Regions from separate parts of the Homo sapiens genome. Here region 2 is linked to region 1. A link is an interaction called in ENCODE POLR2A ChIA-PET data of the cell type or tissue named here. Cell type or tissue: B cell. All regions are shown on one strand. Links, peaks and the distances in the headings refer to the core of each region. The heading gives the core; the rest is flanking DNA. Region 1 overlaps GLRX5 (glutaredoxin 5). Region 2 overlaps LOC107984703 (a long non-coding RNA gene).

Region 1 (5,357 bases), core at 358-5,357:
AACATGGCTATTCTGACTGAATCCAGGATAGGGATCTTTGAGGTGAGGTGCACCTTCAGTGGCATCTCTGCCCTAAGGGAGACTCTGCCCTCAGCTCACCTGCACTGGGCTCCCAGGGCAACCGCCAAGAAAACAATGCTCCCCTCACGCAAAATGCCCACATAGCTTTCAGACCTAAAGTGATGCTACTCTCAGGAAATAAGACAGGAATGTGGCTTTACAAGAGTCCACCTGGTCACCCCATGCGTCTCTGTAAGCCCCTGGACCTTAAAATGGCTTTTCTCTTCACCATTCCTCTGCTCTGCTTCATAGTAGCTATTATATGGTTCTTAGGCACAATTTAAAGCTGCTTTTTAGATTTACTAAACAATTCTTAAGTGGAATGTTAAATTTTTAAAACAATCAGTGTTTTGTGTGGCCATCCCCTAATATATATCTTTTCCTGTCGGTGGCTCTCAGGAACCCACATGAAAGCTTTCTCACCTCACATTTAAATTTGTTTCTGCTGGGCGCAGTGGCTCATGCCTGTAATCTTAACACTTTGGGAGGCCAGAGTGGGAGGATCGCTTGAGCCAGGAGTTCAAGACCAGCTTGGGCAACACAGAGACCCTGTCTCTAAAAAATAAAAAAATTAGCCAGGTGTTGTGGTGCACATCTGAAGTCTCAGCTATTCAGGAGGCTGAGTGGGAAGGATTGCTTAAGCCCAGGAGGTCAAGGCTGCAGTGAGCCATAATCAGGCCACTGCACGCCAGCATGGGCAACAGAGCAAGACCCTTTTTCAATCAATCAATCAATCAATCAATCAATCAATCTGCACCAATGAAACCTTGCCGACACAAGTCATTCCTCTACCCTTAGCACAGTCCCTCCTGTCACAAACAAGGGACCTGATTTCTCAAAATATAATTTATGTCAAAATATCTAAGTAAACCTAACAAATGTAACAAGAATTCTCTCTTAAGCTGGCTGCTATGGCTTGAAAAGTTAAAGGAAAGCTTCGGTTCCCAGATTCTACACAAGTGAATTAAACACTGCCAACAAAACGAAACCCAACTTAAAAGTTATCTTCTGTCCTAAGATATCTCTAAAACTCATAGCTTAATGAAGCAGAATGCCATTTATGTAACTACCAATCCATGAAAAAAATAAAAACTACCTGAAATCATAAAATGTTTAATCTTCTAAAATAACTTGATTTCTAAGGGTCTAATCACACAGACCCTGAAGCTATGACAAATATCCAATATAATCACACTAATACAGGCCTAATGTATTTTAAATAGGTGCATTTAAACCCGAGAAGCAGTCCTTGCATTTTAAATAGGTGCGTGATACTGCTGTTTGCACAAGGAACCTCTGTGTCTCTGCTCTAATTCTCACAGTGAATTCTAATTATGCAGACCATCAAAATTATTCAGACTTACACTAGATAGCATCTTCAATTTTCTACTTGGTAGAGATTTGTTAGGCATATAGAAAAAAATTATTAATTAACTCTGAGAAAGAAGACTTACATTCCTCGTAGAGCCCAGTGATTCCTTCAACTTATAAGTTCCCTAGTGACTTTGATATGATCTCACTATGACTCATAAGCATGAGTCAAATTATTCACTTGGCAGCCTTTTCCTAGCTCCAATCATATTCTAGAGAGGTTTCTTACATTGATGCTTCCCATCAATAAGTTTCTCATCATTTCGCTTTTCAGATGAAACCTAAGGGCACACAGGCAGATTCAAGGAAAAGCCAAAAGAAGCAAAATTGTGAAAACGTATCACACTCCTCACTAGATGTGATGGCAAGGGACAATTTTGCAGACCCGGCCTCTGGTCCACGGCCTGTATCCATCCAGAGGCAGTATGAAGTGACTTATTCATGGTGACTCTGTCTACAGGGCAAGGTAGATCCTTCTAGTGCTCCTGCTTCCCTCATTTCTAAACCAAATGGCTCAAATGGATGTGTTTTAACCTCCTCTTAGATCCTAAGGTCCCTTAGCTTACAGAAGACATAAAGGTATCATGGGATGTAGCAGACAATTAATGTAATAACCTTTTTCTGAGAATAATCTATTTTTCTTTTCTCTAACACGGTGAGGTGGGTGACTGCTGAGGAGCAGTGCTCTAATCTGATGGGGCAGTCCCCAGGGTGGGGGCGTGGGGCTACAGCTTTCCTTCCCCTTCCAAAACCTCTGGGGAAGGGGAGCAGGGGCAACTCCATCAGTTCTAGCCTGACCTCATGGAGGAAGTCTGTTTTTAGAGTATTCTCGAGAGGAACTCAAGGAGATTAAATAAGCAACGAAGAACAAGCCTCTAGAATAGCTCTGGGGAAAAGAGCCGTTCTGTCCTTTTTGCCCTTATTATGAGAAAATGCATCCTTCTTCCCACCTCTGCCACCGTAAAGATATGTTTCTAGACAAGCGCTCTCTTTAAGTCCCTGGAGATGAACAAAGCCTCCATGCCACACCAGGCGGGCTTCCTTCCCATGGGCCTCTGCACAGCCCCAGGCTCTACCAGGCCCCAGTCTCGGGATGCAGAACTCATGGAAAGGTCTTATAAAGACACCAGACACTGGGAGAATCTCTGCCACAATTCCAAATTATGTCCTCTTTTAGAAAGTCCCCACTTTTTAAGAAGTAAAATACTCATTAAATCCCCTAGCTCGGTGGACTGTTGACGATGTCTCCCTATCTAACTGTAGCAGTGTGCCAAGCACAGGGCTCCAGAGATAGGCAGGTGGGGCCGCCTCCTCCGGCCTCACCCACCTCTGCTCCCTCCAGCCCACCCACGCCTCCAGCTGCACAGTTGACTCACCATCCAAACAGCTGCTTCCCCCAGAAAGTAGACCAGGGCTCGACGGCAATTCTTGTGGCAAATTTAATAGAAGAATATGAGACTCACCCTTACTTCCCACACATAAAACACTGCAGGCACTCCAAATCCTTACAGACATATGCACTTCGGAATCAACTCAGGCATGCACAGCATCCCTGTGCTGGAGTTTATTTTAAAAAACAACGCCCCAGTTATCACAGTTTCTTTTTTTGTTCACCATTTTCCATAACAAAAGAAGCTACACAAAATTTGGGGGGAGATACTCTCTTTGGAGACTGACACATTTGCAGAGGGGTCATGAATAATGATTCCAAAGCTCCTATTTAACTTCTGAATCAGGCAAAGAATAAGTGACAATATAAGAATGAATTTTGTTTACAGCAATATCATAATACAGCATTGAATCATTACAGTGCAGTGGTTGTAATTAAGTCCACAATAAAATATTCTTAGCCCGAACACCAGACCAACTAAAATCACCAACTGCTCACGAACCAAAATGATCAGTGCAAGCAGTTGCGGTCTCAATAGTGAAAACCAAAATGGGTAAGGCTTTTCTGGCAGTGAGTCTCTGACATGAACGGCTCCCTCTCTGCTCAGCGAGGACTTGGCCGCCCTCACTTGGAGTCTTGGTCTTTCTTTTCATCTAAAAGGGCGGAGTGGATCCCCAGCTTTTTCAGTTCTTCCACCAAGTCCCCATTCTGGTGCATCTGCAGAAGAATGTCACAGCCCCCTACAAACTCGCCATTGAGGTACACTTGCGGGATGGTGGGCCAGTTGGAATAGTCTTTAATGCCTATGGAGAAAGAACATTTATTTGTTATTTAAATGGTAAAAGCTGAACCATTCATGACTAAATATGTAATTTTGACCCACTAGTAGCAGACAACCCACTGTCCCTCCCTGGCTTCCCCCAATCTTGAGAACACTGTGCTTGCCACTAAGAGCATGAGTTTTTGTGTCAAAGAGACCAGTGGTTAGGCCCTGACTCTTCCAATTACAAACCGTCAGCCCTCAGACAAGTCACCTGACCTCTCATCCTGTTTCCACCCTCATCTCCCAAGGTTTTTTTTTTTGTGAGAATTAGGTAAGCAAGATTCTCAGTAAAATACCTGATACATTGCGGACCTTAGATTAATGGCAGAGGACTGGACTGGGTAATGCAAGTCACATAAGATACATAAGGCCAAAATTCTCCATCTACCAGTCAAGCTTCAAGCGAAACAAAACTTGAAGAAATGTCACAACCAACTTCATTTCCAAATGGATCCATCACGGTAATTCATGGCCAACTCGGGCAATCCCACCTGTGCACTTTTCATGACTGTGACTGTCTAAGTTGGTGCAGGCCGTCAGTCACTTCTCCTCGAGATGATGAGTTGTTGAGTTTTTTTTTTTTTTAATTTTTAACAATTACTTTTACCCAGGGAAAAATCCCTGTCCCACAGCTATGGGTTGTCAGTTCCCATCTATCCAGCCACTGTGATGGGCTCTCTGTGGAGTGGATGATGAGGCTCTGTGCAGAACCCGAAGTGACTGGTGAGTCTAATGAAGGCCCAGAGCTCAGCAAGGTCCCTGTCCAGGGCTGAGGGGTGGGGGAGTGAGACCCGCTCTGCTCTTAAGCGCTCACAGCAGCCAAGAAACCAACCAGCATGCATGTGATCAGTCCTGTGTGCAAATGGCTCTGAGGACACACATGAGATGAGGGACACTCTGTGACAGCGCAGCTGTGCAACTACTCTGTTCAATTCTGAGCCACAAGGATGATGACTGTAACAAAATGGTAAGAAAGAAATGTGGCTTCAATCTTAAGACATAAAAGATTACTCTTAACATTCCTCTTCATCAGTCTACTTCCTTTTCTACTTGTATGTTGAGATGACTGTGCTTTCAAAAACATAGTCGGCCATTAAAAAGCCTGTATTGGTCATGTTAAAAACGAAGATGGTCAAAGCATGGCATATAATAACTAACACTTATGTGACACTTTTATATTTACATAGATAGATATTTTTAAATGGCCAAAATGAGCATATGGATAAACAAAACGGAAAAGTCAACAGATTGTTCAAGTCCAGTACAGTTTACACAAATCGATTTTTATGTAAACAAACTAAAAATACAAAAACTTGCTCTTGATACCCTATAATTTATTATCAAACATTTTCCAAATAAAATTACTGATTTCAGTTATATCACAAGTCCCAATATACTATTTATTTTTTTCTTAAAAGTTATTGCCTTATTAAAAAAACTGACTTTGCTCTAAATGACAGCCCTAAAGAAAGCCCCTGAACCAAGGGCTTTATCTTCCTTCTCCAGACTTCACATATTAAGAAAGGGTTACATTGCTCTAGGCCTCCAAAAGGACACCTCTCAGCCACTCTGGGTGCTAGTAAAGAAACAACAGCTAGCTCTTTGGCAGCTGCCAATAAAGGGTAAATTCCATTAATCATCAAAATGTCTTTATAATGCCAAATATCTAGACATAGTAGAATACCCTGATGAATTCAAGTTGTTCATCATGGT
Region 2 (5,382 bases), core at 224-5,223, 190 kb before region 1:
AACAAGAGAGACTCCATCTTGAATAGGGGCTGGGTAAAATAAGGCTGAGACCTACTGGGCTGCATTCTCAGGAGGTTATGCATTCTTAGTCACAGGATGAGATAGGAGGTTGGCATAAGATATAGGTCATAAAGACCTGGCTGATAAAACAGGTTGTGATAAAGAAGCCAGCCCCAACCCACCAAAACCAAGATGGTGATGAAAGTGACCTTTGATTGTCTTATTTGTTCATTATGTACTAATTATAATGTATTAGCATGCTAAAAGACACTCCCACCAGTGCCATGACAGTTTGCAAATGGCATGGCAACATCAGGAAGTCACCCTATATGGTCTAAAAGGGGGAGGAACACTCATTTCCAAGAATTGCCCACCCCTTGTTTAGCATATAATCAAGAAATATATATCCTTAGTCCAGCAGCCCAAGCTGCTGCTCTGCCTATGGAATAGCCATCTTTTATTCTTTTACTTTCTTAATAAAGTTGTTTTCACCTTACAGTATGGACTCACCCTGAATTCTTTCTTGCGTGAGATCCAAGAACCCTCTCTTGGGGTCCAGATTGGGACCCCTTTCTGGTAACAGTTTCAGGCAAGATGCCCCTTTGGTATCTCATTATTTCTCTCCATTATTCTGTCGATGTTATGGAGCATCCAATCTAGTGCTTATGCGTCCTCCCAATTTCCCTTCTAATATTTGTTTGGATGTATAACTTTTTAAAAAATAATTTGAGGGGTGTGGTTTTAAAAATTACATGAATGGGATTTTTTCAACAAATCTGATTCCGTTTTTCACTTGCTTCCTTTGACAGGTGCTTTTGCAGTCTATCCAGGTGGCTCCACATAAATACAGTTTGCTCCTTGTAACTACTGTAGTATCCTCTTCCCTCATAGGGATATACCACATTTTACTTATCCATGCCTACAGGTGCAGATTGCTTACTTTCTGCTCTCTTTGTGACATTCATTCATTTCCTGATTCACAAACATCTGTTGAGTGCTTTTATCCTTCAGGCAATAATCTAGATATTGGGGCTAAATTATACTAAATTGAACACCCTTATAGCAACTATTACTCTGGGGGATTACATCTTTGAGTGGGATTGCTGGGTCAAAGGAGGTACACATACTTAATCTCAGAATCCTGCCAGATGGATCTCCAGAAAGGCTGTATCCGTTACCCTCCTACCACCTATGCCTGCAGGTTTTTCTTCTTTGCAGACTCCCCAGAATTCAGTATTAGATGACTTCCTATTGTTTTTCAATGTGATGGGTGTGATTTGGTATTATGTTGCTTTAATTTGCATTTCTTTGACTAGTGTTATGATTAAACACCTCTTTTCAAGCAATGGGGTTTCTCCATCTGAATTTTCTGTATAGACTTTGCGATTTCCTTTAGACTTTTTGTCTTTATATTGCTGATATAAAAAAGCTCTTGGAATGCTCTAGATGTTAATTCCTCATAGGTTTTAGATACTGCAAATACATTTCCCTGTCCTGGTACCTGCCTGTCATTTTTGCTGATCGTTTTCTTCCCATTTTTTTTTTCCTGTATGCTTTCTTTTTTTTTCTTGTATCTTTCTTTTTTTTTTTTTTTTTTTGAGATGGAGTTTCACACTTGTCCCCCAGGCAGGAGTGCAGTGGCACCATCTCGGCTCACTGCAACCTCCGCCTCCCGGGTTCAAGTGATTCTCCTGCCTCAGCCTCTCAAGTAGCTGGGATTACAGGCACCCGCCACCATGCCCGGCAATTTTTTTTTTTTTTTTTTTTTTTTTGTATTTTTAGTAGAGACGGGATTTCGCCATGTTGAGCAAGCTGGTCTCAAACTCCTGACCTCAGGTGATCTGCCCGCATCAGCCTCCCAAAGTGCTGGGATTACAGGCATGAGCCACCGTGCCCAGTGTCCTGTATGCTTTCTAATTTGAGGGTTTGTTAAGGAGATTCTTCTGCACTCCTGAGTCACAAACATATATATTGTTTTGCCTCTCATGTGTGCCTCTTTAATCCATTTAGAGTTTTTGTTTTGGGGTTTTGTTTTGTTTTTAAAACACTGTGAAGGATAGGAACCTAGCTTTCTCCATATAGTAAGGCAGTTTCCAAAATACTATTTATTAAAAGGCTCATGCTTTCCTCATTAGATGATACCTTGATCTTACATGTAATCTTCATAAATACTGGGTTCACTCCTCTATTCGTTTGATTTATTTGTCTGTTGTTGGAAAAATCATGCCTCATTTTATCATTATAGCTATTAGAATATTTTTAAATGCATAAGGAACACCCTCTTTGCTCTAACTTTGCTGCTAGAAGAACTCTATTCTTCCATAAAAATTTAGAATATGTCAAGTTTTTATTGTGATTGAAATCACACTGAATTTGTCGACCACTTTGGGGGAAAACTGACATCTTTACAATACCGAGTCATCACATCCATCCAGGTGAAGCAATCTCATTGCCCAAGGCATGACTCCAAGTTCTTTGTTTCACAACCAAGAAAAGCAAGGAGCGAGAACACCAAGGGTGAGGTTGGAGCAAAAGTTTAATAAGCGAAAGAAGAAAGTGTAAGAGTTAAAGAAAGAAGAAAGAAACAGGAAATGTGGCTGGCGGTTAAAGACAGGTTTTCTTTAGATAAAACCTGAAAGGGGCTCCTGGCTGATTTTGGTGAGAAGCACTTTCTCTTACAGACTGTAGGGTAAAGAGAGATCACACTGTTATTGTGTCTATGTAGAAAAGGAAGACATAAGAAATTCCATTTTTATCTGTACCCTGAACAATTGTCTTGCCTTGAGATGCTGTTAATCTGTAACTTTAGCCCCAGCCCTGTGCTCACAGAAACATGTGTTATATGGAATCAAGGTTTAAGGGATCTAGGGCTGTGCAGGATGTGCCTTGTTAACAATATGTTTACAAGTAGTATGCTTGGTAAAAGTCATCGCCATTCTCCAGTCTCGACTAACCAGGGGCACAATGCACAGCGGAAAGCTGCAGGGACCTCTGCCCAGGAAAGCCGGGTACTGTCCAAGGTTTCTCCCAACTGAGACAGCCTGAGATATGGCCTCGTGGGAAGGGAAAGACCTGACCATCCCCCAGCCCGACACCTGTAAAGGGTCTGTGCTGAGGAGGATTAGTAAAAGAGGAAGGCCTCTTGCAGTTGAGGTAAGAGGAAGGCCTCCATATCCTGCATGCCCCTGGGAATGGAATGACTCAGTGTAAAACCTGATCGTACATTCTTTCTATTCTGAGAGGAGAAAACCACCCTGTGGCTGGAGGTGGGGTATGCTGGCGGCAATGATGCTCTGTTACTCTTTGCTACACTGAGATGTTTGGGTGGAAAGAAGCATAAATCTGGCCTATGTGCACATCCAGGCATAGTACCTTCCCTTGAACTTATTTGTGACACAGATTCCTTTGCTCACGTTTTCTTGCTGGCCTTCTCCCCACTATCACCCTGTTCTCCTGCCGGTGCGAGTCTCTGAGTTCCCTCAGTATTTATTGATTACCATTCTACTATCTCAGCAAGGGGAATGCGGCATCTTTTAATAGGTGTTATGGTCTGACTGCTTGTCTTCTCAAAATTCATATTGTTAAAACCTAATCACCAATATAACAATATGAGGAGGTGGGGAATCTGGGAAGTGAGTCTTCTGCTACTTTGTTAGAGTTTTTTTTTACATATTCTGGATCTGAGCACTTTGTCAGTTCTGTACGTTGCAAATATTTTCTCCTCCTCTGTGGAATTTTACTTTCTTTAATGAAAAGAAGTTCTTAATCTCAGGAAATCCAATTCACCAATGTTATTAGGGAAGAATTTAAGGTAGAGTTTAGTGGCTCCTTGTGCTACCCTCCGCCCCACTCTGGGTGGCCCAATGAGCTTCTGCCATTTCCCAATATAAGGTTTCTTTCTGGACAGCAATTCATTCATTCAAGTATTTCTTAAGCATCTCCTGTGTGACAGGCTCTCTCCTGGCTGTGTAGGATTCAATGAAACAAAACAAAAGCTTTGCCCTTATAGAGCTTACATTCCAACAGGGAGTTAGAAAAGCATAAGTCTGAAATCTTCAATGTGAGTAATGAAATAAATCATCAAGACTGCTGAGTGGGCTGAGCTGGGATTAGACATGATGAATGTATAAGATCAGAAAGATGCTATGACCTTCTCCAGCGGCACTCAGAAGCCTGAGAAGAGATAAAGCAGGCAATAGAGGGTTGGAAATTAAAATGAGGAAAAAAAACAGCAACTCTTTGGCTTGATTTTCAAGCAATATATTCTAATCTCCAGAGGTTATTGCCACAACTGTTCTGCTCAATTTTAACACAATATAGCAATGCCCAGACTAATCCAGTGGTCAGCTTTTTGGCTCAAACAGAAACTAGGAAATGAAAAAGATTTTAGTGAGGTCACTAAGCTTTAGGAAAAATGGGTGTTGTCCAGGCTTTGCCATCCCTAGCCTCTCACTCAGATAAGATCATGTAAAATTAGACAACAGATTAGGAGAATGAAGATGCACAGACACTATCAGAAAGTGATGCTAACAGGAAGAGAAGAGAAAGTAGATGAGCACCTTGCAAGGCAAATGGAGCTAAGAAATACAGGAGTCGGGGGAGCACGGACTTTAACTCTTAAGGGGTGAGCAGCCTGATCAGGGGATGCATTCAGGCTCCTTGTGAACATTTCCAAATCATTACATGGTGCGATAACTTGACATGATAGAGCCCAGAAAAGAAGATTTATTTATATTTAGTCTACTACCTTTATGAACTCAAGGATAGATGTGATGTTGTCCTCTAGAGGGAGAATTCTCTGCCCCACCCCCTACTGCCAATGATATTTTTAAGTTGTCATAAATGGAGAAAAACTTCAGTTATCATGAATATAAACCACACGATCAGTAGTTCTTAACTTTTAGAGTCTTAGACCCTCTCCCTAGAAAAAGAAGTCATGTATTTACATATAAAGAAAATTTTGCATACAATTACAGGACTCTGATGCCTAGCTTTGAACTTCAAGCTGCAATCTCTGACTTATATGTAATACTCTCATTTATTAGTGATACAAAAAAAATAAATACTGTTACTATTTTTGTTCCACTTTGCCAAAGTTAGTGAATCTTCCATGATACCCTCTCAGTTATATTTCTTAATAACAATGAGCTTAAAACCCATGTTTATAAATACAGTGTAATCCTGGTTAATCTTCCCCAGCTCCACTTCGTTGCTGAGTAATTTATGCAGGGCTATATTTATTCACCTGTTCAGTGCACCACGCTGTGGCCTCACCCACCTGGAGACACCCTGGCCTGATCTCAGCTTCCTCCCATCCTCAGGCCTGTGGACCCAGGCCACAGCAAGCCTCCTGCCCAGGTGCACCTGACTGCTGAATGCCTG

Evidence for each region. ChIA-PET counts read pairs that join two places held together with the same protein. Peaks named below come from ENCODE experiments on the same cell type or tissue, not always from the same donor. Only the 100,000 strongest peaks of a DNase experiment are listed, where the experiment ranks them.
Region 2: POLR2A ChIA-PET joins it to region 1 with 5 read pairs; 2 of 35 experiments call an interaction of 5 or more read pairs at or near these places.

Annotation. Positions count from the first base shown.
Region 1 is chr14:95,542,214-95,547,570 of GRCh38, reverse strand. It overlaps GLRX5 (glutaredoxin 5), which reads right to left. Exons shown (of 2, transcript NM_016417.3): 2 at 2,857-3,624. The coding sequence ends at 3,446. Among named protein-coding and RNA genes, the nearest start is that of GLRX5, 9.8 kb to the right of the region's middle. RefSeq lists a cis regulatory region at 1,462-1,752. In B cell, for the core only: no CTCF peak of the experiment used is centred there; no DNase peak of the experiment used is centred there.
Region 2 is chr14:95,727,403-95,732,784 of GRCh38, reverse strand. The region is part of intron 2 of LOC107984703 (a long non-coding RNA gene); the gene reads right to left. Among named protein-coding and RNA genes, the nearest start is that of TCL1A, 16 kb to the right of the region's middle. RefSeq lists enhancers at 2,816-2,895, 2,956-3,105. In B cell, for the core only: no CTCF peak of the experiment used is centred there; a DNase peak (open chromatin) is centred at 3,214; H3K4me3 peaks cover 319 bases; H3K27ac peaks cover 2,121 bases.